Regions from separate parts of the Mus musculus genome. Here all the other regions are linked to region 1. The links are chromatin loops, found by intact Hi-C in ENCODE. Cell type or tissue: heart. All regions are shown on one strand.

Evidence for each region. Peaks named below come from ENCODE experiments on the same cell type or tissue, not always from the same donor. Only the 100,000 strongest peaks of a DNase experiment are listed, where the experiment ranks them.
Region 2: a loop joins it to region 1, with 2.7 times the contacts of the local background. A loop is called at or near these places in 10 of 42 quality-filtered maps.
Region 3: it touches region 1 in a loop (2.7-fold over the local background); 27 of 42 quality-filtered maps call a loop at or near these places.
Region 4: it touches region 1 in a loop (4-fold over the local background); 10 of 42 quality-filtered maps call a loop at or near these places.
Region 5: a loop joins it to region 1, with 1.9 times the contacts of the local background. A loop is called at or near these places in 6 of 42 quality-filtered maps.
Region 6: a loop joins it to region 1, with 3 times the contacts of the local background. A loop is called at or near these places in 35 of 42 quality-filtered maps.

The regions. Positions count from the first base shown.
Region 1 is chr10:93,068,467-93,073,466 of GRCm38, reverse strand. Cfap54 (cilia and flagella associated protein 54) reads left to right here. Exons shown (of 68, transcript NM_001347060.2): 2 at 3,533-3,638. Among named protein-coding and RNA genes, the nearest start is that of Gm40739, 3.8 kb to the left of the region's middle. In heart, a CTCF peak has its summit at 2,780 (motif pointing left); DNase peaks (open chromatin) are centred at 2,776 and 3,936; H3K27ac peaks cover 1,730 bases.
Region 2 is chr10:93,469,706-93,474,705 of GRCm38, reverse strand. It overlaps Lta4h (leukotriene A4 hydrolase), which reads right to left. Exons shown (of 19, transcript NM_008517.2): 9 at 3,883-3,906; 10 at 3,340-3,410; 11 at 2,741-2,852; 12 at 1,663-1,807; 13 at 127-230. Among named protein-coding and RNA genes, the nearest start is that of Hal, 17 kb to the left of the region's middle. In heart, a CTCF peak has its summit at 3,048 (motif pointing right); a DNase peak (open chromatin) is centred at 3,065.
Region 3 is chr10:93,423,639-93,428,638 of GRCm38, reverse strand. No RefSeq gene overlaps it. Among named protein-coding and RNA genes, the nearest start is that of Gm40742, 4.9 kb to the left of the region's middle. In heart, a CTCF peak has its summit at 2,760 (motif pointing left); a DNase peak (open chromatin) is centred at 2,778; H3K27ac peaks cover 650 bases.
Region 4 is chr10:93,121,624-93,126,623 of GRCm38, reverse strand. It overlaps Gm40740 (a long non-coding RNA gene), which reads right to left and starts at 208. Exons shown (of 2, transcript XR_871951.1): 1 at 173-208. In heart, no CTCF peak of the experiment used is centred here; a DNase peak (open chromatin) is centred at 2,173; H3K27ac peaks cover 1,536 bases.
Region 5 is chr10:93,546,783-93,551,782 of GRCm38, reverse strand. Ccdc38 (coiled-coil domain containing 38) reads right to left here. Exons shown (of 16, transcript NM_175488.6): 3 at 2,774-2,874; 4 at 1,456-1,621. Among named protein-coding and RNA genes, the nearest start is that of Ccdc38, 8.7 kb to the right of the region's middle. In heart, a CTCF peak has its summit at 2,596 (motif pointing right); a DNase peak (open chromatin) is centred at 2,592; H3K27me3 peaks cover 282 bases.
Region 6 is chr10:93,280,893-93,285,892 of GRCm38, reverse strand. Elk3 (ELK3, member of ETS oncogene family) reads left to right here. Exons shown (of 5, transcript NM_013508.2): 2 at 916-1,124. The coding sequence starts at 918. It overlaps Gm32551 (a long non-coding RNA gene), which reads right to left and starts at 920. Exons shown (of 2, transcript XR_871953.3): 1 at 630-920; 2 at 1-123. In heart, a CTCF peak has its summit at 2,397 (motif pointing right); DNase peaks (open chromatin) are centred at 222, 864 and 3,162; H3K27ac peaks cover 2,099 bases.

The DNA of each region.
Region 1 (5,000 bases):
AAGAAGATATTAGGTCTGAGGGTGGCTAGGGCTTCATAGTGAGACTCCGTGTTGGGAAGCCCTGCTAGTTAGCAGGTCAAAGTCTGATGCTGCTGGAAAGCCCACAGCTCGGTGCAAAATGGTGGACTCCGTTTACTGGCATGGTTTCTTCTCTGACCTTGTCTGGGGAGCTCCAAACCTCCATGTCCTCTACCTGCGGAATGTCATGTAGCCTTGGCGAAGTTACAGATCCAGCGTCCTTTCTCCTGATATCAAACCCATTCAGCAAGCACCTGAGATTCCTGGAATGCATCTCCATGCTAAGGAGGTCTCTCAGTACCTTATTTAGCCTTCAGCCACACTGGATATTCCAACCACCTTCCCCCAAACTATATAAATCTTGATTCACCCCAAATAAAGTTGATCTTTGTCCCCAAAGCTGATCACCAAGCGTTGTCATTTCTGTTCATACACAAAGGTCATCTGAAACCCTGTTTGTTGACTCTGCTCCCTTTTGTCCTCATGGGCCAGTGGCCAATGACCTCTGGGAGAAGGGAGGGCCATGACCCTGTCTCTATTTATTTCCTACCTTGTTTGTAATGAGTTACAAACATACAAAACCCAAAGAAACAAAGCTGGCAGATCAAATACAGCACCCTCTCAGGATTTATAAACAGCTAGCGTGATATTGATGAAAGGATCTTGGGTAAATCAATGGGGAAGAATACACAGCCCAGACGTACAGTCTGTAGTTTGACAAAGGAATAGAGCTGAGACCGATTGATGCTGGAAATGCTCAACAACTACATGCAAGAAAATGAAATTAGGTACAGACTTCCTCCATCCTGGAAATCAACTCAGAGGATCACCTGTCTTAAATGTAAGGCTCCAAACAGCAAAATTCCTAAGAGAAAACCGGGGTGACCTTGGATTTGGCAATTACTTTTTAGACATAATTCCAATGGCATGAACAACTTAATTTGATTAAAATTAAAGATTTCTGCTCTTTGTAAAGAATATGAAAAAAACATAGGCAGAATAGTCTGTAAGCTTTGTTGTTGTTGTTTTGAGACAGGGTTTCTCGGTGTCGTACTGGCTGCCCTGGAACTCATTCTGTAGATCAGGTTGGCCTCAAACTCAGAGATCTGCCTGCCTCTTGTCTCCTGAGTGCTGGGATTAAAGGGGTGGACTATCACTGACCGGCTATGCTGTAAACTAAACACTCTCAAATTCCATATATGATAGAAAAAAAAAAAAACACCAAAACCCAAAACTGTTGTCCACAACATGCAATGGACTTAAAAAACAAACAAACCCCAAAAACCTCAAACCAACCTGTTTTTAAAAATTGGCCTAAGAGCCAACAGACATCTCACCAAAGAGGTATACACAGATGGAAAATAAACATAAGAAGATGCTCCACATACAACAACATCGGGGGAACTTCAGATTCAAACAACTGTGAGACCGCCTACACAGGACTGCAAGGCTGAAATCCAGGACTCTGACAGCTCTGAATGCTGATGAGACCAGAAGCTTCATGCTGGAAGGGTTGCAGAACGGCAGATGTGGCTTTGTGGAAGACAGGTGATGATGTCTCACAAAGCTATTAATGCCATCTAGTAATTGTGGCTCTTGGCACTTACCCAAAGGAAGATTATATCCATATAAAATCCTGCATGTGGATACCAGTCTCTCTCTCTCTCTCTCTCTCTCTCTCTCTCCTCCTCCTCTCTCTCTCCCTCTCTCTCTCTCCCTCTCCCTCTCCCCTTCCCCCTCCTCCTCCCCCCTCTCTCCCTCTCCCTCTTCCTTTCTCCCCTTTACTTCCCTCCACTAGTGTGTGTGTGTGTGTGTGTGTGTGTGTGTGTGTGTGTGTAGAGAGAGAGAGAGAGAGAGGCCAGTGTTCAACCTTGACTGCCCTTCATCAAGAGCTATCTTTTGTTTTCTAGACAGTGTCTCTTGCTGAAATCTGGGGCGTACAAATTAGGATAGGTACTGGCCAGTGAATCATAGAGATCCTCCTGGCTCTGCTTCCCTGAGACCACAAGCAAGTGCCACGGGACGAGGCTGTTTACGTGGGTTCTGGGACTCCAACTCAGGCCCTCATGTTATGCAGTAAGCGCTTTCTTAACTGAGCTGCCTCTCAAACCCCAGATACGCTTAGCAGTTTTACCTATAATTGTTAAAATTTGTAAGCAGCAACCACATTCTTTATAAGGTTAGTGAAAAATAAGTGACAGTCTTATCCAATCATGTAATATTAATCAATAGAAGAAACAAACTGGCGAACCAGGGGAGACATAGAGGAATGTGATACATACTCCCAAAAGAAAGAAGGCAGTCTGAAAAGATTACATACTATGTGGCATTCTGTAAGAGGAAAGTTATGGCGACAGTAAAAAGATCAGTGATTAGGGAACAAGGGAGAAATGTGTAGGTGGAGCCCAGAGGAATTTCAGGACAGTGAAACATTGTATCTTGAAGCAGTGCTGATATGTATCATTATACATGTGTCTGAAGCTCATCAAAAGTACATCACCAAGAGTGAACCCTGCCAGAAACCCTGGACTTTGTCAATACGTGATGTGCTAGGGTTGCCTCATCAGTTGTTACAAGATACAGTAAAAAAAAAAAAAAAGTAGGAACCGAAACAAAAGCTACATCAAGATAAACCAGGGAGGGGGCTGGAGAAATGGCTCAGTGGTGAAGAGAACTTCCTGCTCTTGGGTTCAGTTCCCTGCCCCCACTGGTGCCTCACAACCACCTGTAGATGGCTACAGGTCATCTGATGCCCTCTTCTGGTCTTCCAGGGTACTGCAAATACATGCATGCAAGGCAAAAACACTCATACATTAAAAAAAAAAAAAAAGGGTAACATAAGAAAGAAGTCAGTCTGCCGAGGAACACTGGAGATCCTGACACAACCTGAGGAACTGAGCATGCGTGGAACAAATGAAATGCAAAGCAGAGAGAGGAGAGAGCTATAACAGAACATATACCATATGGCTCTCTCCTTGGCTTACTGGCTCACTTCTTTCTCGGGAGTGTTTTCTCCTTTAGTAATCATCTGTCTCTTTCTATCCCATGCCTAACTTAAAAGGCATGACTTTTGCTCCATCTCCTGGCTGCTTCCGGGCTCTTTATCTAGCCTGCACTACGTTCCTTCCTTTAGTAAAATGGTCCTTGGACTTCCTTCCGAGTCCACCTCGAAGATCTCTCTTGAGACGAAGAACCCCAGAAGGGTGGATACCCATAGAGGACACACAGCTTGCTTATGCCTGGGGATGGAGATGGAGGAACATCTCTGGATTTTCTTCACTGTGAAGTTAAAAGCTGTTCTCAAAAGGAGGTTTTTTTTAAACACATATAAAAAGGGGCTCCAGTCAACGGTGGGCACACACTAGATATACTAATGTTTGTTGATCCTTAGACGTTAACAATAAGGAATATGAGAAAGACTCAGCACAAGGCAGGTGAGAAAGGGGTTGCCCACGAATTAATTGACACTGCCTGCTCATTCTGAAGATGTCTTTTCACTTCATGACTCTTACAGTGCCACCACGCTGTTTAATATCTGGACCAAATATGCTCCCAGGCTGCCGTCCAACTATTACAACGAGAAGCTCCTGAAGGTTGGAGACAGCCTCTGTCAAATAAAAGTAAGTGGTTACAAAACAGACAGAGAGCCAGCTAGAAACAAACTCCTTTGGCTACTTAGTATTTGGGTTGATAGCCTTCCTAGTCTAAAGGGTTTAATTTTTTTTTTAATATTGGAAACAATATGCAAATAAGTAAAACTGTACTGAGGTATAGTAACAGCCATAACAACTACAAAGCCTGCCCTTTTATTTTGTATTTGAAAGTCTCCAGGTGGTTCCTTCAGGGACCAAAGGGAGCCTGGGATGGGAGGGCAGCTCAGCTCAGCAGAGGGTGTGGTGGACCTACAGCAGGAAGTGCTGAGTCACCATGTTCCTAACTTACACAAAGGAGCCCAGACACTATTTCCTGTTGTTTTTCCCTAGGCCTGTGGCCTTGCCCTGTCAGCCCCTCAGGCCAACGGCCTGGCTGTTCAGTGTCCTGTTTTAATGACTTCTAGTTTTCTGAATATTTTTGCTTTACTGTGAGTCTAGCAACTGTGGCATATATGCCGTTTCCCCCCGCTCAGTATTATACCAGAAACTGAGCATGTACCATGGTGTGAGTTCTGTGTCAGGGTCTACGTCTTTGAAGGTCATGGACCTGGGCTTGGCTTGATAAGACCCTGCCAAGGCTGGGCTTTCAGTTTGTGAACTTGTGAGTTTAACCCCATATCACTGGCCTAAGCCCAAATATAGCAAGTTCTATACAGTGTTGGACAAGGAGTTAATTTATGCACGGGAATTTTAGGCCAGGCATGGGCGGTGTGAGTGAGTGCCTTCTCAAATTTTTTCAGTTTCCCAGCTTGATTTTCTTCCTCTGTGTCTATTTCTTAGACTTTAATCTATGTATTGGGAGGCAAAAATTACCCAATAGAGCATGGTTTCTCAACCTATGGGTCCCGACCCCTGGGCTTGTCACATATCAGCTGTCTTGCATCTTGCATATCAGAGATAATTGTCACAATTCAAAACAGTAGCTAACTTAAAGTTATGAGGTAGCAATGAAATAATTTTATGGTTGGGAGTAACTACAGCATGAGGAACTGTGTTATAGAGGGTTGCAGTGGCATTAGGAAGGCCGAGAACCACTGAAATAGAGAAGGCACAGAAATGCTTCCATTTTAAAAGACCATCAATGCAAAAATACAACACTTACCCCAGGTAAGATAAAGAGATCATTTTTTTTCTGAAGCCAAATGTGAGTGGCCATGGCCTAGGGGTACAGATTCAGGTTTCCCCAAATCACTTGTCCAATATGGTTAACAGTTTCACGAAGCCTGTATAGTCATTTATGACTTTTTAGTCTTACACGAGGACACCTTTCAAATAAATTGGTAGAAACATGAGGCCGGCAGGTCACAGCAAAGTGGGAAATCTGTGCAA
Region 2 (5,000 bases), 400 kb before region 1:
GAATACAACAGAGGAGTCTCTTGGGAAATTCTGAGCCAATACTTATGGTTAAGAAATACACACAGCCTAACAAGTAGTTTATAGAGCTACATGGAGCATGAAAAATAGGAAGAATTTAAAGCTGACCTTGTCTTTAAAGTGGGAATATAGGAAGCTCTTCCAGTCATCAGTCGTTACACTTTGGTAGGAAAACTTCTTAACATAAGCCTTTAAGAATCCTAGAAACACCTCTAGGAGGAAAAACAAAATTAAAAGAAAGAAAAAGAAATCAATTCACAGGAAGGCAATTCTTTGACGTCGTTTTTGCAGTTGACGTTGTTCTGGTAACCACGGGCAACAGAGAACAGTCAAAGGACCAAGGAGAGCTCTGGACAGTGAGAGAATGTTCAGGACAGGAGGCAGGTCTCCAGTTGGGCCTAGAAGTCTCCTTCCAGCCAGGATGACATAATGAAGTCACAGAGCAAGAATAACCCAAGTTCTAAAGCAATAGCCCTCATCGATGAGACAAAGGGGGAGTAAGCCCACAAATGGAATGGAAGGGCAGGCGCCTTCAAAGCCGATGGAAACGGGTACCACCCCGCCCAGGCCATCAATATAATGTCACATAATCCCAGCACATCTGTGTGAGAGAGAGAGAGTCACGTGCCCTGAGTACGAGGATGCAAAACACTGAGCTTAGAAATTTAAAAAAGACAGATGCAGAACCAATACATAAGACAGTCGCTCTCTCTTGCCTGTACAGCACCACACCCTACTGTACGGACCTCCATGCGGACAGACCTGTGGGAAACTCGAATTCATGCTTGTGGCACGGGAAGAGGTTAACATCAGTAACTAGTAATGAAGCAGAATCATCAGGACACTGTGTGATAGAAGCAACTCGACTGGTCTCTCCCCAAATCCTCTGCTAAGCCGCTCCGGTTCTCAGGGGCCCCGCTGAGTCACACATGGCTTATGTTCCAGGAGTGCTTGTTTTATTTACTGAAGGGCACAGGGTGCAACCCAACAACGACACTGGCAATCTAGATATTCCAAAGTGAAGCCACGAGGTGCAAAGGTGAGGGGGAAAACCCTATGCTGAGGTGGCTAAGACCCACAGGAAGGAGGAAGCTGATGTAGGTGACGTCACATCCATGAAAACTTGAAGAAAGAAGAGAGAATTACAGCGACTTCTGGGAACTTCAATGGAGGAAGTGGACCCACCAATAAGAGTCTACAGGATCCCTGATTTTATTAAAGTCATTCCATGTATATGTGTGTGTGTGACTGACAGTCATCTACCCCTAGAATAAGATCTGGAGCCAGTGACATCAAAGTGCTAATGAGGTGACTCTGGGGCTGGCGAGGGCTGGGAGGCCGCTCATTTGTCACTCATAAACTTCTGGATTGCAGGAAGTTTGTCTATGGATATACGCTATTACCCTAACTCTTTAACTATAATGGGATTTAAAAAAAAGTCAAGCCCCCATTATCTAGATTAAGGGGTTGTGTAGAGTTTTGTGGATGAAGGCAACATCTGACAGCAATAGACGTCTCTAGCAGAATGAACCAGAAATGTAAAAAGACTAGAAAGAGTTAACAAGTCATCTCTACTCTTCATATCACCCTCCCAGAGATTAAAAACAAACGAAAGCCAACCGGCGGACAATGGCAGCTACTTACCTGGTCCCCCAAGAAGCTGTTCAAGGTAGAAGAGTAGCGCAAAGCCCTTCTCATAGGGGATGGAGGAATAGGCTACATCGGGGTCTACGTCCTTCAGATCAACCACGAGCTTGGTGAAGGGGTGGGACTCCCCAAATGTTTTTATCTGCAACCCAATAAAGTGAGATGAGTACCCTCATAGGAAGAGGACTGTTACTGCGCCAGCAAGCTGTTGGGGAGGCTCTGTTTCACTCAGGCTTCTAAACCTTCAACGTACAGACTGGAAACAGTATGCTGCTATCACTCCTGGAGTCTAACTACATGTATGTCTCAGATATTCCTTGCTAATAACAGGCTTTACTTTGACAAAAGAACTAGAAAGATGATTTAATGTCTGAGCGACACATTTAGAGTTGGGGAGAGTGTGTTTAAAAATTCACAAGTAGGGGTTGGAGAGATGGCTCGGCGGTTAAGAGCACTGACTGCTCTTCCAAAGGTCCTGAGTTCAAATCCCAGCAACCACATGGTGACTCACAACCATCTGTATTGAGATCTGACACCCTTTTCAGATGCGTATGAAGACAGCTACAGTGTACTTAGATATAAGTAATAAATAAATCTGCCTGGCAGTGGTGGTGCAGAGAAACCCTGTCTCCAAAAAAAACAAAATAAATAAATACATTTTTGAAAAAAAAAAATCACAAGTATTAGGGCCAGGCAGTGGTGGTGCACACCTTCAACTGTAGCACTCGGGAGGCAGAGGCAAGCAGGCAGAGATCTCAGTGAGTTCAAGGCCTGCCTGGTCTACAGAGTGAGTTCCAAGATAGCTAGGGCTGTTACACAGATCACTCTGTCTCAAACAAACAAACAAACAAACAAATCACAAGTATTCACATAAATTTCTATGCAATAGTCATCTATGTTAGCAGTAAAGAACGTATGTGTTTCTTGGCTCCCAGTTTAGAACAGGGCTATGCATGGCACCTGCTACATCCTCTACACCTATGACTACCCTGTTGTTAAAAAGATAGTTTATTAACCCAGTTTGGTAATGACTATGCAAGGCTGGGTGACTCTTGTAGAAGCCCACCCTACTTACCGTATTCTGTAGCTCTCCCCATCCTCCCAAAGCATGGAAATGTCTGAACTTTTCCCCAAACAACCGTCCACAAATGTGGCGCTCTAAGTAGACAGTATGTCCTTCGTTTAACCTGAAAGGGAACAAAACAAAAAAAAACAACAACAAAATGGGTACTGTCCCAGCAGATAGAACACAGCATCTTAGCCAAGCGGATCTTTTCTTTTGTGTCTTCCCCCGGGAGGAGAGCCCTTATAGATAGCATGGCCTCTACATCCCAGCCCATGCTGCCTAGAGAGGCCCAGGCAGTCAACTAAGACGATAGCAAGCCCAGACCAGCAGGTGGCAGCAGAGAAAAGGAAGCGGCAATCTTGCTATTGCCAAGTCTGTGTTAAAATGCGGCAATGTCAGAGAGTTAGCGGCAGGAATAAACTGCACACCTAGACTGTATGGACCTCTGTGACAGGTGCGGCAGGGTCTTTTGAAACTCCGTGGATCATAGAGACCGTAGGGGAGAGAAACAAGAAGTACAGAGGAGACAGCGGTGGCGGTGGGTGGAAAGCAGAAGGATCAACAAGAGCAACCAATAAAACAAAAGAAAACAAAACAACCCATCATACCAAAAGTGATCCCACGTCTTGTTAGTCACTAGGTTTCCTGTCCAGCTATGAGATATTTCATGTGCAATAACCTGAGAGGACAGTGTTAAGGGATTAGTGGTCACACCGGATACCTCATCCTGAAGCAAGTCCTTATTTAAATACTTCAATGTCACATGACTTGATGTTTTTAAAAACGTATTAAAAAATTACTTACTTCGGGAGGAAAATGCAATTTAACCAAGACCAAAAAGGTATAGAACATGCTAATGGATTAGAAACAACTACCACAAAGAAAAAAAAAAAAAAGACATGGAAAGTATTAAATTCAATGAGCATGTAAGCCGATTAAAATGTTTCATACACAGGAAATAACAATACTTGTTTCTGTGATTATGTATCATATATATTTGGCTAAATTTTTCTTTACTCTACTAAACCTAATTGCTGAAGTAGCAAGAGGATAACCCCAGTTTTCTTTTACAATAATAACTTCTAAACAACACAGTGGGTATTTTAACAACTTCTTGAGTGTTAAGATTGTAAGAAGAAATTTTTACTTACGTTGGAGAGTGACTTGTCACCTGCCTACAAAAAAGAAAACATCTTAGAATTTCCATCATCAGATCGATCGACAGGCTGCAGCTGACGACATCTCAGACCTGGCCTGAAGGGTCACTGTATGTCTACTCTGTATGTCAACAGGTTCAACACACAGGCATTAGGAAGCAAACACTGCCTTCTTTCCTTCCCTAATCACAGAAACCTCTTTAACATCAATAGGACTAATAGGCCTAACCCCAGAGAGAGCTCTTTACTTCCATTTCATGTATCTACCCCTCTTTCCTTCTTACTGTGTGTGTGTGTGTGTGTGTGTGTGTATGCGCACGCACGCGCGTGTGTGTATGTGTGTGTATGTAGCTGTGTATGTGCATGTGTATGTGTGTGTGTATGTATAGGTGTGCATGTATATGTGTGCATGTCTGCATGTGTATGTGTGTGTGAGTGTGTGTGTATATGTATGTGTGTGCGTGTGTGTGTGTGTGTGTGTGTATAGGTGTGTGTGTATGTATAGGTGTATGTGTATGTATGTGTATATGTATGTGTGTGTGCGTGTGTATGTGTATGTGTGTGTGCATGTGTATGTGTGTGTGTGTGCGCGCGTGTGTGTATATGTATGTGTGTGTGTGCGTGTGTAGATGCACGCATGTCTGCCTTTTCTACTGAGGCAGGGTCTCTCAATCAAACCCAGAGCTCTGTGCTATGGCGAGTCTTGATAGGTAGCCTGCTCTGGGAATCTCATCTCTGCTTTCTGAGGCTGGAATTACAGGCAGGGAGCACTGAGGTGGGTTCCAGCAGGTCCTAGCTCTAGGCTACACGAGGGCTTTGGTAAGCACAACCTCCCACTCCCTCCTTTCTTTTAATTGACAATAGATTAAAGGAAAGTTTACACTGTCCAATGTGTTCTATGGCGAATTCCAATCTACTTAGGTCCTAGTTAAGTCCTTGCTGGATTCCTAGAACTCCAAGCAGCTCACTAGGTCTATAAAGCAGCAATGTGTGGTAGGCCAGTCTTCCCTTAGATGCTGGGCACTAAGTTTCTGTGCCTCATACCTGACTGCCAAGTATGAATGATGTGGATCCTTTGTCTAGATACATAATTTGTCCAAAGTGCGTTGTAT
Region 3 (5,000 bases), 360 kb before region 1:
CTCATTGTTCCAGACTCCTTTGGGGGGCCTGAACCTCTCTGGGTAACAGATAGTTCACTCTGTTTTTCATCTCTAAGACAGCCGAACCCCAACTATCAACATGCAATAGAAGGACCCTTTGGTATTCTTGGGTCATTCTGGCTCCATCTTTATCTAAGCACAGATGTCAGGTTCCAAAGGAGAGGAAAGATACATTTGGTAGCAGCATAGACCACTCTCTGTGAATGCTTTGGTGCAGTGCGTAGTTCTGTTCCTTGCCGCTCATAAAAAATCTAAGGAGAAATCTAAGCTGCAAAGAACGTGGTGGAGATTCCCAATTGCTGATTTCCATTTTCTCTCCTTCCTTCCTTCCTTCCTTCCTTCCTTCCTTCCTTCCTTCCTTCCTTCCTTCCTTCCTTCCTTCCTTTCTTTCTTTTTCTCGTTCTTTCTTTTTCCCTTCCTTCCTTCCTTCCTTCCTTCCTTCCTTCCTTCCTTCCTTCCTTCCTTTCCTTCCTTCCTTCCTTCCTTTCTCTTTCTTTCTCTTTCTTTTTCCCTTCCTTCCTTCCTTCCTTCCTTCCTTCCTTCCTTCCTTTCTCTTTCTTTCTCTTTCTTTTTCCCTTCCTTTCTTTCTTTCTTCTTTCTTTCTTTCTTTCTTTCTTTCTTTCTTTCTTTCTTTCTTTCTTTCTTTCTTTCTTTCTTTCTTTCTTTCTTCCTATCATTTGGTTTTTTGAGACAGGGTTTCTCTGTGTACAACCCTGGCTATCCTAGAACCCTTTTTGTAGACCAGGCTGACCTCAGAAAACTCTCAGATACTATGAAGGAAACTAGGAAATATAGGCTGGTTTTGCACAACCACGGGCCCTATAAAAATAACGGACTTGCACTAATTAATGGAAAGACGAGCCAAGTGTGGTAGTGCATGCCTTTAATTCCAGCACTGGGGACACCGAGGCAGGCGGTACAGGATTTTCATGCAATGTGCACACATCCCTACATATAACTCCAATCATTTCTAGATATCTTACAACATCTTGCGTGGTGTAGGTGCTACTCTGTTTATGGAATGAAAGAAAAATCTCTATCTCTCAACCAACTTTTGTTGACCAATTGTGTTAATACTTAACTTAGAAAGGAACTCGAATGTGCCTGCTTGTCTGTATGCTCAGATACAGATGGCAATTCCTGGCCTCTCTGGCTGTAAGGTATGGCTTGGTGAATATAGGTTTTAGCTGTTGGGAAATAGGAAATACTAAGTCTCAAGGACAGCTCCTGTTTAATAATAACAGTAATAACAACAACAACAATAATATCCACCCACTCTTTACTTTCCCTTGGATCCACTTTTATGAACTGGGAGGTGCCATTGACAGTAGAACTCTAAACAAGCCTAAAAATGTCAGAACATCACAATGGAACCCCTCTACAGCAAGGCTGATTCACATGAAGAAAATAAATGCTTTTTTTTAACCATTTTTTTAAAAGTACTTTAAATTTTTTTGGTTTTTTGTTTTGGTTTTTTGTTTTTTGTTTTTCGAGACAGTGTTTTTCTGTGTAGCCCTGGCTGTCCTGAAACTCACTTTGTAGACTAGGCTGGCCTCAAACTCAGAAATCCACCTGCCTCTGCCTCCCAAGTGCTGGGATTAAAGGCATGCGCTACCACCGCTGGCCAAATTGTTTGTTTGTTTGTTTGTTTGTTTGTTTAATGGAGTACTTTTCTTGAGGAGATTTCTTTTCTGTGCTAGTGCACACACATGCACACCACGTGGACATGTGCACACACATGCATGAACACAGACATATGCATGTACATTCACACACTCATATACTCACACAGATGTACATTCAGGGAAGCAGGAAGGGAGAGAGGGAGGGAAGAAGGGAGAGAGGGATTGTTCTCTGTCACTCTAGAACAATGACTGATGTCTTGTGACCATGAAGGGACTATAGCTGGATCAAAGTTGACCTGTTGAATGAGACCTGAATCTTTGACTTTCAGAGCCATTATGTTGTCTAGCTTTGCATTTTATCTTACCCTAAGACCTCTTATTAACCAAGCAATAAATTTTCATATCATTTCAGGCATTTAGAGAGTCCTTCCAAGAACCTGCCTGTCTCTCTCTCTCTCTCTCTCTCTCTCTCTCTCTCTCTCTCTCTCTCTCTCTCTCTCTCTCTCTCTCTCTCTCTCTCTCTCTCCTTTCTCTCTCTCTAGTAAAGTACAACTCCTTTGTAAACATGTTCAGATTCTTACTAACTCACTTAGCTTTCCTCCCTCCTCCTCCTCTTCCTCTTTCTCCTCCTCCTCTTCTCCTTTCTCTTTCTCTTCCTCCTCTCTTTCTCCCCTTCTGCACTCTATGTTCATTGGTGCTTTGCCTGCAAGTATGTCTATGTGAGTGTATCACAAGCCCTACAAACAGGTGTGAGCCTCTATGTGGGTGCTAGGAATTGAACCCAGGTCCTCTGGGAGAGCAGTCAGTACTGAGCTATCTCTCCACCGCACACTTCTGATGCAATTCCCCCAAGACATTGGAATCTGAGGTGTCATTGCTTTCATTGATGTTAAGGGGTTTTTAGAAGGTGAGGTCTGTTGGGAAAACCTGCAGCTACTGGCCCCTGTGAGCTTCCTGCTTCAAGACTAGGCCGATCCCACTGAACTGGTGTGAAGTTGAATAGGAGGCTCAACTTTCAAGAAGTTAGACTGTAGTTAAGTTGTGTGGGGTGTCCTCTGCAGTGAAGTGGTGTGGGCCTGGAAGCACCATTTGTGTGTCAATGGCGCCCTCTAGTGTCCAAAAGGCTTCACTTGCATGACTATTTTAAGGTATGACTAGTCCTTAATACAATGCATTCTCCATGGCTTCTATGAGAGCCTCACCCTAGCCTTGCCCAGGTATGCTGCTGGGGCACTCCCTAAAGTTCCTGCTAACTGGCTTGTGAAGCCAGAAAGCTCTTTAGATGATCTTGAAATGAAAGCATGTCTACACCAGGAAGCAAGGGCAAACAAGCCCCCTTGCTTTCTTCTCCTTTTGTGCCTGTGTTCTATGGAAGGGCCAGGCAACAGTGAGCCTCCCTTTACTTCCTGCCAGCAGCTGCCTCCTACTTTTGGACTCATCTCAGATCACTCACAACAGCCAATTTACCTCCTCACTCTTCCCGAAGCATCTCTGGGAAGCAATATTAAAACCAGCGGGCCTCTCATCATCCCACTACCATGCCCTGTGACTCCAAATGTCCCCCTGAGACAGTAACTCCTTCACACATGGCTGTTTAGCCCTTCCTTGAAGGATGGATTCACACATGCTGCCACATAGGCACAGACACGCCGGCTCACATGTGCACCCATACACACACCTTCTACAACCTGGTTGAAAACAGGATGCACGGTGAGACCCTGCAGCACCCACTGTTTAGCATTATTAAGCCAGGAAAGGTGGCTCATGCCTGCAATCCCAGCATACTGGAGGCTGAGTCAGGAGTATTACCACAAATTTGAGGCCATCCTGGGCTATGTAGAGAGTCTGCGGTCAGCCTGGACTTCTGGGTATAAGTTTGTGTCCCCCCCACCCCACACACACACAAATAAAGTTAAAAATTTACAAACTAAGATGGTAGTAGCATTATACTGGTTGGCTCCTCATCTCTCCAGGACACACTCAACCTGCAGCCGGTGGACTGCATGATGCCGAGGGAAACTGTGAACATCACTCAACAAAAATACACTTAAAACATTATGAGACTCTCCCTCCCCCGCTCCCCCCTCCCCCTGATTTTTTAAAACCTCAAGTATGTATTTATCAAAAATAAACTTTTGGGGTGACATCTTCATATCAGTGTCAAAGGGTTAAACACACACTCTCCTTCAAGCCTCCCCCAACCAAGATTCCTCGTCTTTATTCAGAGCACCCCAACTCTGTCCTTGTGCGTTGGCGTTAAGGTTTGCAGCTGCTTGGTGAGGATGCATTTATTCAGAGTTCCCATGTGAGTGCTGCATCTTCAGAGATACCCAAGCAAAGTGTCCACAGGCCTCGGCAGAGTGGACAGCAGCTTTCACCTCCTGGAGCATGGATCTGCTAAGAGAGGTTTAGGATAACTGTGTGTGTGATGTGCGTGAGAGATAGATGTGTGTCTCTCCCTTCTCTGCTCCTTCCAGAGCTTCACCGCGTCCTAAAGAGACTGCGCACGGCGGAAACTAGAAGAGGAAGCTCTGTTTTTCTTGTTGTTGGAGTCAGGTGGATGCAGATCAAACCCCATCATGGACAATCCCCACCCTGGGCACCAAGCCCATAGATCATAAAATATCAGGGCTGTCACACTCGTGTGATTGACTGTGGGTGAAACACCAAGAATAGTGTCTGGCACCTTATACATGACACCTAGGACCAGATCCTACCTCTTGTATCTCCCACCATGAGGCCTGCACTATTGTCAGGGGTCTGCTCGATGAAGGATGAGACCATTCAGCTCTGAGCAGCCCGGGCAGCTCCAGCTGTCCCCGGCAGGCTGCCCTCTTGGCTTGTTCTTTTTTCAATATATCCCATGCAAAGCATCTCCATGGTTGAAGTCCAAATTTTGAACAAAGCAGGGTTAGCCTTTCAAGCTTGTTCTTAGCCCAGAAGCTGCTGGCTTTGTGATGATCCGGGTTGGCAGGAAAGACATCAGGAAGCGGAAACCAATGGGATAATAGTTGCTTTAAGCAGGGCCCTGCAGGAAGTAATGGTGGTCTCTGAAAATGTGGTTGTACCAGATTTTATACACAACAAGGAAAGTCGGTTCCTGCTGTTAAAAGAAAGCCAAAAGTTCCTTTAAGAAGAAATTGACTCCATCTGCAAGGCAGGAAATCTCAAGGCACTCGGTGGACAGGGAGAGAGATGGGCACCTCCCCACAGTGACTCATTGGTTTCTCCTGAACCCAGAAACTCAAGGCCAATTAAGAGTGGGTTTTTGACATATCTCTTACTATATCCCCCAAGAATGTGTCCTAGGAGAAACTTCACACCCTACAGCATAGCCTCTCATGCTTGCCATTG
Region 4 (5,000 bases), 53 kb before region 1:
ATTTCCTGGAAAATAAGTTTGGGATTATACAGTCATAATTTCAGGGCAATCCCAGGCAAGAGAACCAGGGAGGAAGAAAGGGAAGTGTCTTGGTTAGGGTTTTACTGCTGTGAGCAGACATTATGACCAAGGCAAGTCTTATAAAAACAGCGTTTAAATGGGGATAGCTTACAGGTTCAGAGGTTCAGTCCATTATCATCACGGCAGTATCCAGGCAGGCATGGCACAGGCAGAGCTGAGAGTTCAACATCTTCACCCAAAGGCTGCTAGTGGAAGACTGACTTCCAGGCACCTAGGGTGAGAGTATTAAGCCCACACCTAAAGTGACACACCTACTCTTACCAGGTCACACCTATTCCAACAAGGCCACACCTCCAAATGGTGCCACTCCTTAGCCCAAGAATATACAAACCATCACAGGAAGCAAATAGCAGGTGCTCCTTTCCTTTGCTGGCCTTAGCAAACAGAGCAGTCTGTTTGGAAAGCGGAGAATCTGCAAATAGTGGAAGGTTAGTTTCTCTAGGACCCTTAAGCTGCTTGTGGTAGAGTGATATTCCCTAATCTCTACGTTCTTATTTAAGCCTGCATGATTTTATAATAAATTAAGGAGAACTCTTTATTGCATATTCTGAATAATGCCTACACATCATCCTGAACAGTGGCTTCAATTCAATTCCTATTTCTCTCTCTCTCTCTCTCTCTCTCTCTCTCTCTCTCTCTCTCTCTCTCTCTCTCTCTCTCTCTCTCTCTGTTGTTGTTGTTGTTGTTGCTGTTGTTGTTTTTCAGCACTATCTTATGTAGCCCAGTTTGGAAAAAGTAGTTTGTTTAGGATTCTCCAAGTTCATCTTTCTCACTGGGTAAATTCTACTGCTTTTCTTTCCTTCCTTGCCTTTTCCTCTCTCCCTCCTCCCCTCCCCCTCCCCCTCCCCCTCCCCCCCTTCAGTTCTACATGCCCCAAGAAGCTTTTGGCAAAGAAGGAGCCTCCAAAGACTCATTTAGCTGATATGGAAAGACTGGGGTAGCTGGTGGTGCAGCTCCATCAGTGAGGTGCTCGCCTGGCATGCACAAAGCCCTAGCTTTATCCCCAGTACAGCACAAAACAAAGCAAGGAGGTGAAGGCCTGAAATCCCAGCCCTTGTGAGGTAGAGGCAAGGGTATCAGAAGTCAGATATCATCCCTGTGCTACAGAGCATCTCAGCCCAGCGTAGGGTACGTAAGACCATGCTTCAAAGAAAAAAGAAGTAGTAATTTGGGATGATATGCACGCATTATTCAAAGCATGCAACAAAGAATTCTTTCCTTAATTTATTATACAATCATGCAAGCCTAAATAAGAAATTAGGGACCAGGGAGTACCATCGTATGACAAACAGCCTAAGATGTGCGCCATTGGTGGAATGATTAGTTTTCAAGAGACAGAGAGATGATGCACATTACAAGGTCCTTGAACTAGATTTGACCTGTGCACACAACTTTAAAAGGAGAATAGAATTGGTAAATCCATTTAGGATGATAGCCTGGCTTTAGTCTCAGCTCTTAAAGCTTGGGACACAATGTGTAGACTCTTAAAAATAATGACACAGGGACGGCTTGAGACGAGTCTGGAAAGAGGCAAAGACTGCATGCATGATGCAGGCTTTCAAATCTTTGGTAAAATACTTAAGTTTTCTTCTTTAATCAAATGGAAGTCACTAAAGTATTTGAGTAAAGTTTCTTACTGCCCTGTTAGGAATATTTGGGAAAGAGAATCTAATAAAATGTCTCCAACACACTCCTAACCTGTCGCCAAATCAGAAGATATTTCTCCCTACGGAAATGTCTGTGATGAGCTGACCAAAGTCTGAAGGAGCTAATTTCCCTAGAAACAGATTTGGTGTATTTCTGGAGTTTTATAGATCATCAGGGAGCTGTTTATGAAAAAAAAATGTATCTTAACATTGGGCTCTTAATCTCTTCTACAATGTAAGCATTTTAAAGGACTTAGTAGTTAGGGGATGTGTGACAGGCAGGTTCGAAAGTCTAAACCTCTATTTGGCCAGAAGAAAACTGTAAGTCACCGGCCTCTGAATGGAAGGTGGAGGCGTTTATCAGCTGCATCTCAGAGTCAAACTGCGGCAACATGACGTCACATCCTCTTCTCTTTGCTATCAGTCAGATGCAACAGGAAACTGACGAAGGCACTGGGCAGTTTCCTTCTGCTGAGACCTGCCTGGCTTCCTCTGCAGCTTGCAGCCAGCCGTTTGCAAAGGAAAACCAGCAAACGCCAGTCAGCTTCCTCCAGCTGGATCAGGACCAGCGTAAGGAAGGAAAGACAAATTTCTTGGATTAGTCAGTTTCCCTTTGCAGCTGGCATTGGTGTAGGTTTTCTGGTAGCCCTGCTCTTTACAATGTCTCTCTCTTATAGCTCAGCTTTTAAACAAAGAGAGGTCCGAGGAGGACTTCCCTAAAATTGCGCGAGACAGGTATTATGTAAGTCTATGGGGAATCTTCTGTTGACTCATGGGAAGCCTGCTCAGACAGAATAACCTACTTAATATGCTTGCATCTTGAGTTGACACATGGGAAGACTACCCAGACAGAAGTGTTCACTTGGTAAGCTTTAAGTTCACCCACCATCCCACCTTTGGCTGGGCTAGAGAGGATCCCAAGACCTTGTTTGTGTTAGGCAAGGACTCTGCCACTGAGCTCCACCCCCCAGCGAATGCACATTTTAGCCAAATGCTCTACCACTAAAAGCACTCAATTTTTCTGATTCAGGGTCTCGAAATGTAGCCGTAGCCTCCAAAATGCTGGGATTGTGAGTATGTATCACCATAACAGGTTTTGATAAGTTTTTAACTTTCCTTTGATTTCAATAAGACTCATTATTTGGGGGCAGGGGAGGAGGGGAGACACCTTACTGCTAACTCTAATTTGTATACCCAACAGCCAAGTTATTTTTCTCCTGTCTCAATATGACTAGCACAGAACTGTTTCCACAGGGAACATTTATTCAGCGTTGACGGGGGAATCAAATTAGTCTAAGAAAGGGAGAGGGTTGGATTTCTTCACAGCAGGAAGTTCTGTCTGGTGTTCTAGCAGATTGGCCTCCTAGTTGCAGGCTCTGAGACAAGCGCTGTGACTGCTGTAAGAGACAGCCCTGGATGGTTGACTTTCTAAGTCCTTCACTTTGAGAATGTGAGTTATCACATAAATATTGTCTGTGTTGGATGTGCTGGTACAGACCTGTAACCTCCGCACTCAAGTGACAGAGACAGGGAGGATGGAGTTGAGGTCATCTTCCAGTATATAACAAGACTCTGTCTCAAACAAACAAACAAAAAAACCCAACAAACCTGGCACTAGAGAGAGGCTTGGTGGTTGAGAGTGATCGCTGCTCTTGCAGAGTTCCTTAATTTAGTTCCCTGCACATGTAGGGTGGCACACAACCATCTGTAAGTCCAACTCCCCGGATCCTGAACCTCTGGGCTCTTCCATGGGTGCATGTTCTCGCATGTACATGACCACATATAAACAACATAAAGTAGAATTTAAAAGTAATAATAAAAAGACACCATGAAATAATATTTCCTCCATGAACTTAACAATGTGGAATCATGATATTGCTGTGGAGATTTGGACAGGGTGAGGTAAATTTATTTATCAGATGAACCGTTTCCTCATCACGTGGCATTTCCTGTGGTGCCTTTAGTTTTTGAGAAAGTCCTCCATGTCAGTAGTGCATAGTTATTCTTAAAACGAGACTTCCACATAGTTCCCTTTTATGTATTTGTATAATTATATGAGGACTCCTTTAGCTTAGTCATAGTTGTGATTGGTGAAGTGGAGAAGGTGAGGCAGAGAAGAGCCGGGATGTTGGAGCTTTGCAGTAGGAAGAATAGACGAGCAGGCCCTGAAAAGAAACACAGTCAGAACTGCTGCCGTTCCCAAGCAGTTGGAGCAGCTTCGAATGTAAAAGCCATCAGACAGGCGACAGATTTGCGGACGCTGTGGCATTCTCCTGTTCCCCCCCCCCCCAGAGACTAATTATCTGTTATTTAGCAGACTTGCTAATATACTGTGGAGTTCTCCAAGCAACTTGATGGATCAACCAGCAGATGCTTTACCAAATGAACAAACAAACAGAAAGGCTTTGTGCATGAAGAAGGGGCTTAATAATCTGTAGACTTTTTCTTAACACTCACAAGAGAAATGGACCTTTTGTTTGCAGAGACAGCCCACTATTTTGGTGACATGTATGTGGTACTGGGATTGATCCTGGAGCCTCGAGTCTGCTAGGCAACTGTTGTAACATTGTACTATACCCGAAATCAATATGCCACATCTCTAAGGAGGTGAATATGCTACTCCATCTAGAAAAATCTTAATTTACATATCATTTTACAAACTCAGTCAGATGGTTTATATAATCATCATTCATAGATACCATTACCTTATTGTTTTTTTATTTTTTATTAATATTATTGTTGTTGTTGTTGTTGTTTTGAGACAGGGATTCTCTGTGTAGTTCTGGCTATCCTGGAACTCACTCTGTGGATCAGGTTAGCCTTGAACTTACAGAGATCGACCTGCTTCTGCCTCCCAAGTGCTGGTATTAAAGGTGTGCGCCACCACCACCACTACCACCACCAGACACATTATGTGTTTTAATAATGGACTTTGAGAGATCTTTGTCTCCATAAAATTCGAGACAAAAATTGAGTATGTGATTTATGAAATATGGGCAAGATTTTATCTAATCCTGTATATTCAATTAATTGAGCTAATTTTGTGTTTAGACTTCAATAGACCCATGAGCACTATAAAGATGGGACTTCAATAGACCCATGAGTACTATAAAGATGTCTTAGCTCTGCTCTGCTACAGCCCCTGCCCTGCAACACTTCCCCTGGTGTTGACACCAAAGTGCTCCTTCACAAACCTCCTGGATGTAGGGAACTCTGTCTCCATGCCTGCCCCCCGCCCCCAGGGATCTCACACTCTTTCACAATGACTGCTCT
Region 5 (5,000 bases), 480 kb before region 1:
CATTGACTTTCTTCCTTCCCAAAGGCAGGTGAAGTAAGGATCTTCTTGGAAAAATGTCTTCTTAAGCCACTTTCTTTTTGTTCTCGAGTCTATGGCAAAGAGCTTACCTGCCACATTGTAACAGGCCCCAGAACTTAACATGAATGACACCATGTTAGAGGTACCATTCTGACCTTGAAACCCAGCACGCAGGCCAAAATGGGAACAGAGACCTAGTCCATAGTTCTAGAAAAGTCCACAAATAAAAAGTCCCTAGCTATTTTTGGCTTTTATATTTCTGTGTCTTGCTTACTGAAGTGTGCCAACCAGGATATTGTGTGTGTGGGGGGGGTGGGGGTGGGTGGGTGTGGGTGTGTGCGCGCGCGCAAGCGTGTGTTATTTTGCCTTTTACATGAAAGACAAGTGGCTGTGAGACTTGGGGCCTCATGATTTGGGCAAGTTCCCCATGTAGCCACTGTCCAGCAATAAAGACTTTCCTTTTGACTTGAAGAATGTCTGTGTTGGCCTGACAGTGGTGGCATATGTCTTGAATCTCAACAGAGGCAGAGGCAGAGGCAGGTAGATCTCTGAGTTCCAGGCTAACCTGATCTGTAGCGATTGTAACCAGGGCTACACAGATAAAACAAACAAATAAACAAGTAGTTCACGTTGTGTTCTCCGGTAGCTTATCTCACAACAGTAGAGCAGCTCTGATTCCATCTTTCTCAGCACCAGAAAATCTCCCAAACGTACAATGAATAGCATATATCCAGAGCCACACCTTAAGACCAAGAATAGGGACTGGAGAGATGGCTCAGTGGTTAAGAGCACTGGCTGCTCTTCCAGAGGACCCAGGTTCAATTCCAGCAACCACATGGCAGCTCTTAGCTGCCTATAACTCCAGTTCTAGGTTATCTGAATGTGCATAAAATTAAAAAAAATAAGTTATATATACATATATGTGTATATATACACATATATACATATGTATATATTATACGAAATACCAATGTACATAAAATAAATTATATATGTGTATATATATGTATATATATATATATATATATATATATGAATAACTAAGAGTAATGTTGACTTACTGTCTTAGGATTTCAATTGCTGTGAGGAGACACTATGACCACAACAACTCTTACAGAGGCTAATATTGAATTAGGCCCAGCTTACAGTTTCAGAGGTTTCGTCCACCGTCATCATGGCAGGAAGCATGGCAGCCTGTAGCAGACATGACACTGGAGGAGCAGAGAGTTCTCCACCTTGATTAGCAGGAAGCCAGGACGAGGCTGGATTTGTTTCACACTGGGCATAGTTTAAACGTTTAAGATGACAAAGCTCGCCCCACAGTGACAAATGTCCTCTATAAAGGCCACACCTCCTAATAGTAACACTACCTACCTCTGAGCCATTCGAACACAGGAGTCTGTAGAGGGTAAAACCTCTTCGAACCCTCACACTTACCTTCTGTCAGCCTGAGAATAAGAGTGGGATCTAGCCCCAGACGTTCATAGGAGGAGCTGCCTGCGTCAGCGAAAAAAGCTAGCTGGCCAAGGTGTGAGCGACTCTTCATTCGGGACGAAAATGTTGTCTTCTGGTAGATTTTCATGCTGTGGTTTTTCATTCTCTCCTGCCCAAGATGCGAAAAGCATGAAAGGAATTTTAATGCACCAAAGTATTATACTGTTATAACGGTGCTCAGATGTAAACAGCAAAGACCTTCGGCCTTAGGCAGTTCCGGAGCTCGCCCGGGAAGAAATGTACCCAGCATCCTTTGCTTTCTTACACAGAGACAAGGATAACCTTGCAAAGGCGGGCCTTATACAAACTATCTCAGAAACGGAGACAGGAAAATGCCTCTCTAGATTAAATCAGGGAAAATATGGAAATTTCAAAGATTGTTAGCTCACTGGAGCTGAAAACTTAATGGAAGGCAGACTTCCATAGAGAGTAGTGAAAACCCACCCTTTGGATAGCTTTCAACGTCTCAGTTTAATCTCGTGTGAAGCTTGAGGAGGCTCTCAAGGCCCAGAGAAAAGCCACCCCTGGGTGAATACACTTCATGTTTCTGGCTATTTTATTCATCCTACCAAGAGCCAGGAGAGTCCTTTAACCCATTCATTACCTTTGGGAAGAAAATCAGGCCCAGTGCTGATTTTTTTTTTAATTTTAAATTACTCTAAAAAGCATTCCCTTGCCTCTCCACGTCACCACCCCCGTTCTTTCGTCTCCTCTATCCTCAAAGCACGTGTAAACTTGTTTATCCGTAACAGCTTTGACACACTTTGGCTTATTCTTAAAGACTCCGCTCCTGCCACCACAGTGAATGCTTTGGGTCTTCTTCCTACTCTTTCTTCTCTGTCCACAGAGCAGACCTCTGCTGTCTCCTTCACACAGCTCTGGCTGTAGGATCTGCCGGTCCCAAGGTGCTATCCATGGTAAGACATACTTTTATTTTGTGCTTGGCCAGTGAGGTACAACATGCCACCTGTGCAAGCTAGACCTGAAATGTAGCAATATGAAAAACCCTAGGGGGTCGGACACAAGATGGAGAGTGAGCTGTGGAGCTAGTTGGTGATGACATGGTGTAGCGGCCTTCTCCCACTAGGTGGCGATCTCTGAAGGTCCCTGTGTACTGTCTTCCCAGAATGGCGCCAAACATAGGACAAGGCATCACCGTGTCTTAACTAGTTTAGACTTAACACGTAAAACTAGTGAGATCTATGGCTGAAAGCACTTGGCTCTAACCTCTTTGGGGATGCTGATCATAAGAAAACCTTACCTTTTTCCTGGCAGCAATTTCATTTTCTTTGAAAACGAAGAGATCTTTGAAAAAAATCTTGTAGGGTCTTTCCTTTTTGAGTACAGCATCTTTTCCTTCATCTAAAAGAAAAGGAAGAAGGAAAGAGAGGGAGGGAGGGAGGGAGGGAGGGAGGGAGGGAGGGAGAGAGGGAGAGAGGGAGAGAGGGAGAGAGAGAGAAGAGAGGGAAGGAAAGGAAGGAGGGTGTAGTTAGTTCCTTTATTGGCCAGAATTATAAAGCCCCCACCAGCTGGAGTAGAGAAATGGGATGCAGGGGTCTCTGAGAAGGTGGGTTTCAGATGGATCTTGCCCTCCAGTTGAACCTGGCAGTACAGCTCCTGGGTCTCCCCGGTAAGAGCCACATCTTCTCTGCCCACTCTCTCAGGGCCCAGCATCTCAGGGGACATGAACCAGAGATGAGGAGTCTGCGTTATTACAAGCTCACACTTGGAGATGTAGAGATGTGAAGAGGACCCTGGCCCCACCAATCAGTAGCAGAGGAGTGAGATGCTGGGGCCACTTTGGAACACGCCTGCCAGCTCCTTAGAGAGTTAAGCATAGAGTACCACACACAGTAGGTAACTGGATGCATTGAAGGCTGAGTATAATGGGCCCCTTCTAGGAAAGGGGGTGTCAGCCATGGAGGGCCATGTCTGGCCACAGGGAGGAGACTGTGGGTGATTCTTGGCCGGCCTTGTGGGTTGTAAAGATGTCAAGAAGGCAGATGATATTGTAGGCCTCATGATACAGGGAGGAGAGACAGTTAGGTGGCAGAGGCTGGGCCCTGGGCAGTGCAAGGGTGTGGGAGAAGCATGGCCAACAGGCTAGGGCTCAGCAGAGAGAGTATCAGTGGTGATTAATTTCATGTCTTAACTTGACTGGGGCTAGGGTTTGCCCAAATTAGATGTTATTTTGGGTATGTCCGTGAGGGGTTTTCCAGGCGACTTTAGCATTCAAATTGGTAGAGTTGGTAAAGAAGACCGCCCATCCCAACATGTGTGGGCATCAGCCAATCCACGGAGGGCCTGAGTAGGACAATAGGCTGGGGGAGGGGGGGGACATATGCTCCCCACTGACTCTCTCTCACATGGGTGCCTTGCTGTTTGAGCTGGGTCATTTCCTCTCAGATTGCCACCCATGCTCAACTGACTGGGGCTGATCCTGTCAGCTCCCCTGGGCTCAGGCCTTTGCACTGGGCTGGACTCTAGCACCAGCTTTTCTGAGTCTCCAGCTTGATGGTTGTCTCTGTAATCCCGTGAGTCCTTTTCTCAACAGTGCATAGCCTCTCCACTGGTTCTGTTTCCTGGATCTAAGATCACGACTTGGCCTGAAATCATCCTGTGCCCCTTACCATTGAACAACAATGGATTCCAGATAGGGACATATTCCCATCTGCCCTCTCTTCACCCCTAGCCTTCTAAAGCTAACTGCATTTAATGCATTTAAGCACCAGTTACATTTAATGGGGTGTTGTTTTGATTTGGGGGACAGAGTTTTACTATGTAACCCTTGGATGTCCTGGAATTCACCATGTAGACCAACCTGGCCTTGAACTCAGAGATTTGCCTGCCTCTGCAGGGATCAAAGGAGCACACCCCCACACATGGCCGCTAGTTGTATTCAAGATAGACCATAAACCCATGATCCTTTAATTAGCTCTGTAAAGACCCCTTTTGAAAATATGTTCTTATTTTCAGGTTCTGGGTAGACTGATCTTTGGGGGCAGTATTGATATTGTATCCCCTGAATAGCACCTTATACCCAACAATGAATATGGGAATCTACCCTTTAGCCTCCTGCCTGATCCTTCTGCAGGTCTAGGGCAAGGCAACCCTTGGGCCTACAATCTACAGCTTGCCAGTTTGACAAGAGTCATTGGCTGAATCCAGGTTGCTCCAGGCTCATATGTATCTCCCTCTAGGGTGTGGAGAGTCACATCATGGCTGATAAGCAACCTTTTCAGTGCATCCCCATTAGTGTCCCATGGAAGCTGGGAATAGCGCCACAAACCCCCTGGCTTGAAGTTCTAGGGGTCAGGAGCCTGAAAATGAGTCTTCTGACAATGACCCCCCCCCCAAAATGGGGGGGTGTTTCTCTGGAGGCTCTAGGGAGAAACTGCTTACGTCTTCTGCTGTTAGAGCACGCCTACGTGCCCTGACTTGCAGCCTCTTCGTTGATATACAGAATAAATCTGTCCTCTGTCTCCGTG
Region 6 (5,000 bases), 210 kb before region 1:
AGTGTAATAGAACAAAAGGGTGATTTCTTGTGAATACTACTCAAGTGATCAAAATTCAGATCATGACAGTCCAGTGATCCCATCTGAACTGCGTCTGTATGGCTGAGCAGAGTCCATCAGGGCCTAAGAAGTAGCAAGCAGCATGTCAGGAGGAAGGAACAGCAGAGTTCATGCTACAGGCAAAGATGAAGGATAACATTGTTTTATGGTATTTCCTCTCCTGGTGGGAAAAACACTTCCTGCCGGTGTGCTTGAAACTGGGGCTTGGGCGACTATATGACAAGTGCTTAGGAAACTGAAGGACTCCTCCTTCAGTTGGCGACAACTGATTCTTTAACCAGCGTCTACTGACTCCATATCTGCTCTATGCAAGCCCTGTCCTGGGTTCTGAGATGGCTGACTGTGTAAAGAGTAACTGAGTTCCCCTCCCTGCAAAGCAGGGCTGGCTATATTGGGTGAAAGGACAGTTTAACCAGGAGATGCTATCTATACTTTCATGACCCTAGGCCCCTGTGTGACTTCACTAAGCCCTAGCAGACACTCATGGCCACACTTCAGCAAGTGTGACTGACCAAGATGCAGTTGATGTGGTGGGTGGGAATAGATGGAGCTAGCCAATGGGAACTTACCACACAGGTGTTCATTCCTTTAGTCAGTTTTCTCTAAGTAGCTCCCAGCACAGTGTGGTCTCCGCTGGTTTGTGATTGGTGAATTTCAGGACCTCGGGGCACTGCCATTGTGTTCCTGCATCGGGGCTGCTCATAACTGTGCAACCAGAAAACCTGTGTGTGGCTAGGCAGTCCATTGGGGGTGGGGTAGAAAGTACTTTCTCTTAAGCTCTGTGGAGCAGAGCCCCCGCGCAGCGCCTGAGCTGCAGACCCGCTCTGACCTGCCTGCCTCTTGCCCACCTCCCAGGTATGGAGAGTGCAATCACGCTGTGGCAGTTCCTCTTGCACTTGCTGCTGGACCAGAAACATGAGCACCTCATCTGCTGGACATCGAACGATGGCGAGTTCAAGCTCCTCAAGGCGGAAGAAGTGGCCAAGCTGTGGGGCCTCCGCAAGAACAAGACCAACATGAACTACGACAAGCTGAGCAGAGCGCTGAGATACTATTACGACAAGGTAAAGCAAGCCTTGGCATCATGGGAGTGGGGGGTGGTGGTGGGGGGGCAGGGAGGGCTCACCTCTCTTAGTTCACTGAGGAGGAGCCTGGGCTGTGCATCCAATCAGAAAACAGAAGCGGAGACTAGGAGGCAGCTCAGTTAGTGAAGAGCTTGCCCTACAGGCACAGGATCTGAAGTTAATCTCTGGAGCCCAGTGCAAAGGCATGGTGTGGTGGAATATGCTTGGTATCCCAGAGCCAGACAAGCAGAGACCGGAGGATCTGTGGGTGCCTAATTTCCAAGTTCTCGGCACGTAGAGACCCTGTTTTCAAAAAAAAAATGTCTACACATGAACACATACATGTACATGAACATGAACACATGTGTGTACAAGCAAATCACAGAAAACACATGAAAATGGAGGCAATCCATACCTTTAATGTTGAGATAAAAACAAATTGCTGAGGTTTTCCCATCCCATGGGAACCCTTGGTATGTTCCTGAGGCTCAGTTTTTGTACCCTCCCCCGCTTTCATATGTAATTTGCTGAAGACCGGGCATCTACTGGCATCAGGCTGGCAGCAGGGGTAAGATGTCAACTGGCTCTGGGGACAATAAGAATTACAGTCTGAGCTGGGCATGGTGGAGCACACCTTTAATCCCAGCACTCGGGAGGCAGAGGCAGGTGGATCTCTGAATTCGAGGCCAGCCTGGTCTACAGAGTGAGTTCCAGGATGGCCAGGGTTACATTGAGGAAACCCTAAAAGCTTGAAAAAAAAAACAAAAAACAAGACAAACAAAAATGAATTACAGTCTTCAAAGTCTGTCTGTTCTTTCTGGTCAGGAGTTCGGTCAGAAGGTCCTTTCCAGGGAAATAGTAGTTTGGGGGTTGCTGTATTTTACCACTTGTGTGCTGGGGATTGTGTCCTGGGGCCTTGTACGTGCTAGGCAAGTTTTCCAACACTGAGTTACACTTCCAACCCTGGACACAATATTACTACCACGGGGCACTTCAGCATCTCTGTTTGTGAAATGGGAGACATAGCAATTCCACAGTCGGGATCTCTATGAGGATTCACTGAACTACTGCGCGCTAAGTACTTGGATCTGTGCTTGGCCTGTGACATTTGGCTTATTAGTAACTCCTCCAATTAGAAACAAAGCCAGTCTCATTTTTACATCATGGGAGTGAGGCACAGAGTGCTATAACTAAAGAAAAAGTATACTTGTTTTATGTATAATGGATGTTTTACTTGCATGCGTTATACATAACTTGCATGCAGTACCCATGGAGGCCAGAAGAGGGCGTTGGATTCCCCCTAAGACTGGAATCACAGCAGTTGTGAGCTGCCATGAGGGAGCTGGGAATTGAACTGGCTCTTCTGGAGGAGCAGCCGGTGCTCTTAACCATTAAGCTGCCTCTCCGGCTCCTAGAGTACTTTTTAAGGTGAATCACAGCAAGGACAATTGGAATGAGTTTAATTTATGTCTTGCAAATTAGTTTGTATGCTTGGTAGGGCAAAACTTGTTCTATTTAGGATAAATCTATCAGGCCGGTAATTATTGGCCATTTCTGTTTGAACCCATGCTTGCCGACTACTTAACCTGATGGACGAAAAGGTTTAGAATCCTAGAAACCCAAGGGAACTTTTGTTCTGGGTTCATTACTCTTATGGAAAGGTGAATCTTAAAGTGATTTAAATATTAGTTCCGGATCTATATTTAGTGCCTTCTGTCTGCAAACCTCTTTGGAATTGAGGACACAAGGATTACACGTTTCAGGAAATGAAGACGTCATTAATTATAAAGGGCTCCTTTCTGTGCTCCTAATAGCATGCGATTATGTCATTGCGGCGCTAAAGGTGCTTCCCATTAGCACGGCAATTAATTAATCCCGACTTAATGCAGTCCTACGAAGATGTAAAGGCACTTCTCAGCTAATTGCACTGTCCGGAAGCCAAGCAGATGGCGTCTAGCTTTGCGTTTTGTTCCCAAGTTCTGTGTTCTGCCATGAGAATTGAGGGCCCTGCAGGAAAACAGTCTGTCTTGCCTGCTGGCAGAGAGCCCAGAAACGTGGCCTTTCTATTGTTTTAAATCAAGGTGTCAAAGAAAAGAGGGCTTGCCCCTGGGCCTGGGACTAGAGTCATCTCTTCAAGTCCTGGGCACTGAACCTGAGCGCTTGTCCCGTCAGCATGAAGGGATCTGTGTCCTAGGCAGGGGATTGATTGTTAGTGGCTGACAGCCTTTGTGGAGACAAGCCTGTGATCTCTGGAGTGAGCAACTTCAGGTTGGTGCGGGTCGGAGGGAGAGACAGACAGTAAAGTGCCTCCCCCACAAGCAGAGGGCCCTGAGCTCATGGAACCCCTGAAGAAATGCTGGGCATGATGGTTCATGATTATTCACGATGGTAATTCCTGCGCTGAGCAGGGCAGTCACAGGTAGATCCTGAGGGCTACCGACCAGCTAGCCTAGCCTAATAGGCGAGCTCCAGGCCAAAGAGAGACCCTGTCACAAAGGATGTTCCTATCACAAAGGTGTTCCTAAAGATGACGTCTGAAGTCCTCTGGCCTCTACATGCATGTGCATACTTGTACACATACACACATGCACACACACACACATGTTTCCCATGTATCTGCACACACATATACACAGAAGTACAACAGACATACTCAAAAGCATACCTACATATGCACACATGTACCACACAAGTACAATTCACATACATTGACAAGTACACACATATGTACACAAACACATGTATATACAAGTACAATATACATTCACACGAACACACACATACCCCTACACACAAGTATAATCCATATATACAGAAACACATGCATGCATACACACACAGCTTTTTTAAACAAGCAGTTTCATAGCTGTTAGTCTGTTAGGAGTCTAGGGCTCTGTCCTGGGCACTTCCTGTTCTCTTTAGACGAGATGGCACTCCCATTAGGACAGGTCCTGCACCAGTTTTCCTATATGAAACAGAACATTCAGATTTGGTTGGGAGACACTTAAGCCTATGCAGCCAGTGGGTGGCAGGGCCCGGGGACCCACCTGTCCTGTGCTGTTCCTTAAGACACAAACCTTCACTGCTGTCTTGGAACGTCTGAGATCAGGTATGATGCCCATACGCTGTTCTAAGGTCAGGAGTTTTTATTATCAAGGGTTTTAATACTGAAACAGGTCCAAACAGATGTCACCGTAGACTCCGCATTTGCCTGTTTTCTGTTGCTATTACAAAACACACCAGGCTGGGCGTATAAAGAAAGGAGTTCTGGAGACACAGAAGCACAGCAGTGGCTCTGGTAAAGGGTCCCCTTGGCCGTGGTGTCATAACAGGAGGATGGCGTCCTGCCGGGAGCATGTGAGAGGAGACTGAGGTGGGGTTTGCTGTTTTACAACAACCCACTCTCAAACGATCCATCCCTGAAAGAGCATCTCTCCCACACCCTCAGTGACATAATACATGATCACATGACACACTCCCCAGCCCTAAAAGGTACAGCATTGCCACACTGAGGACTTGGGAACTCTGGGGACACACTCCAGCCATGGCCGACAGCAGAGTCGCAATACAGTTAGAAAAGGAAAGAAGAGGGGGAGGAGGGAAGAGAAGGGCAGGATGGTGAAAGGGAAAAGAGAAGGGAGGAACAGAAGAGCCAAGAGGCAAACGCAGGAAGACAGTGGCCACTGTGGCATTAAGATCATCTATTTTGCATTTTTTTCTGGCCAACGCTTCCAGCTTTGCCAGCCTTGCCAGCCTTGCACTCTGGTGAGCTGCATCGGTCAAACTGGTTTAAACGAGTTTAACTCTACCGACATTAGGCTGGCAATCACGGCCGACATAAATGTCTGACCTCTCACTGGAAGGGCACGCTTGGCT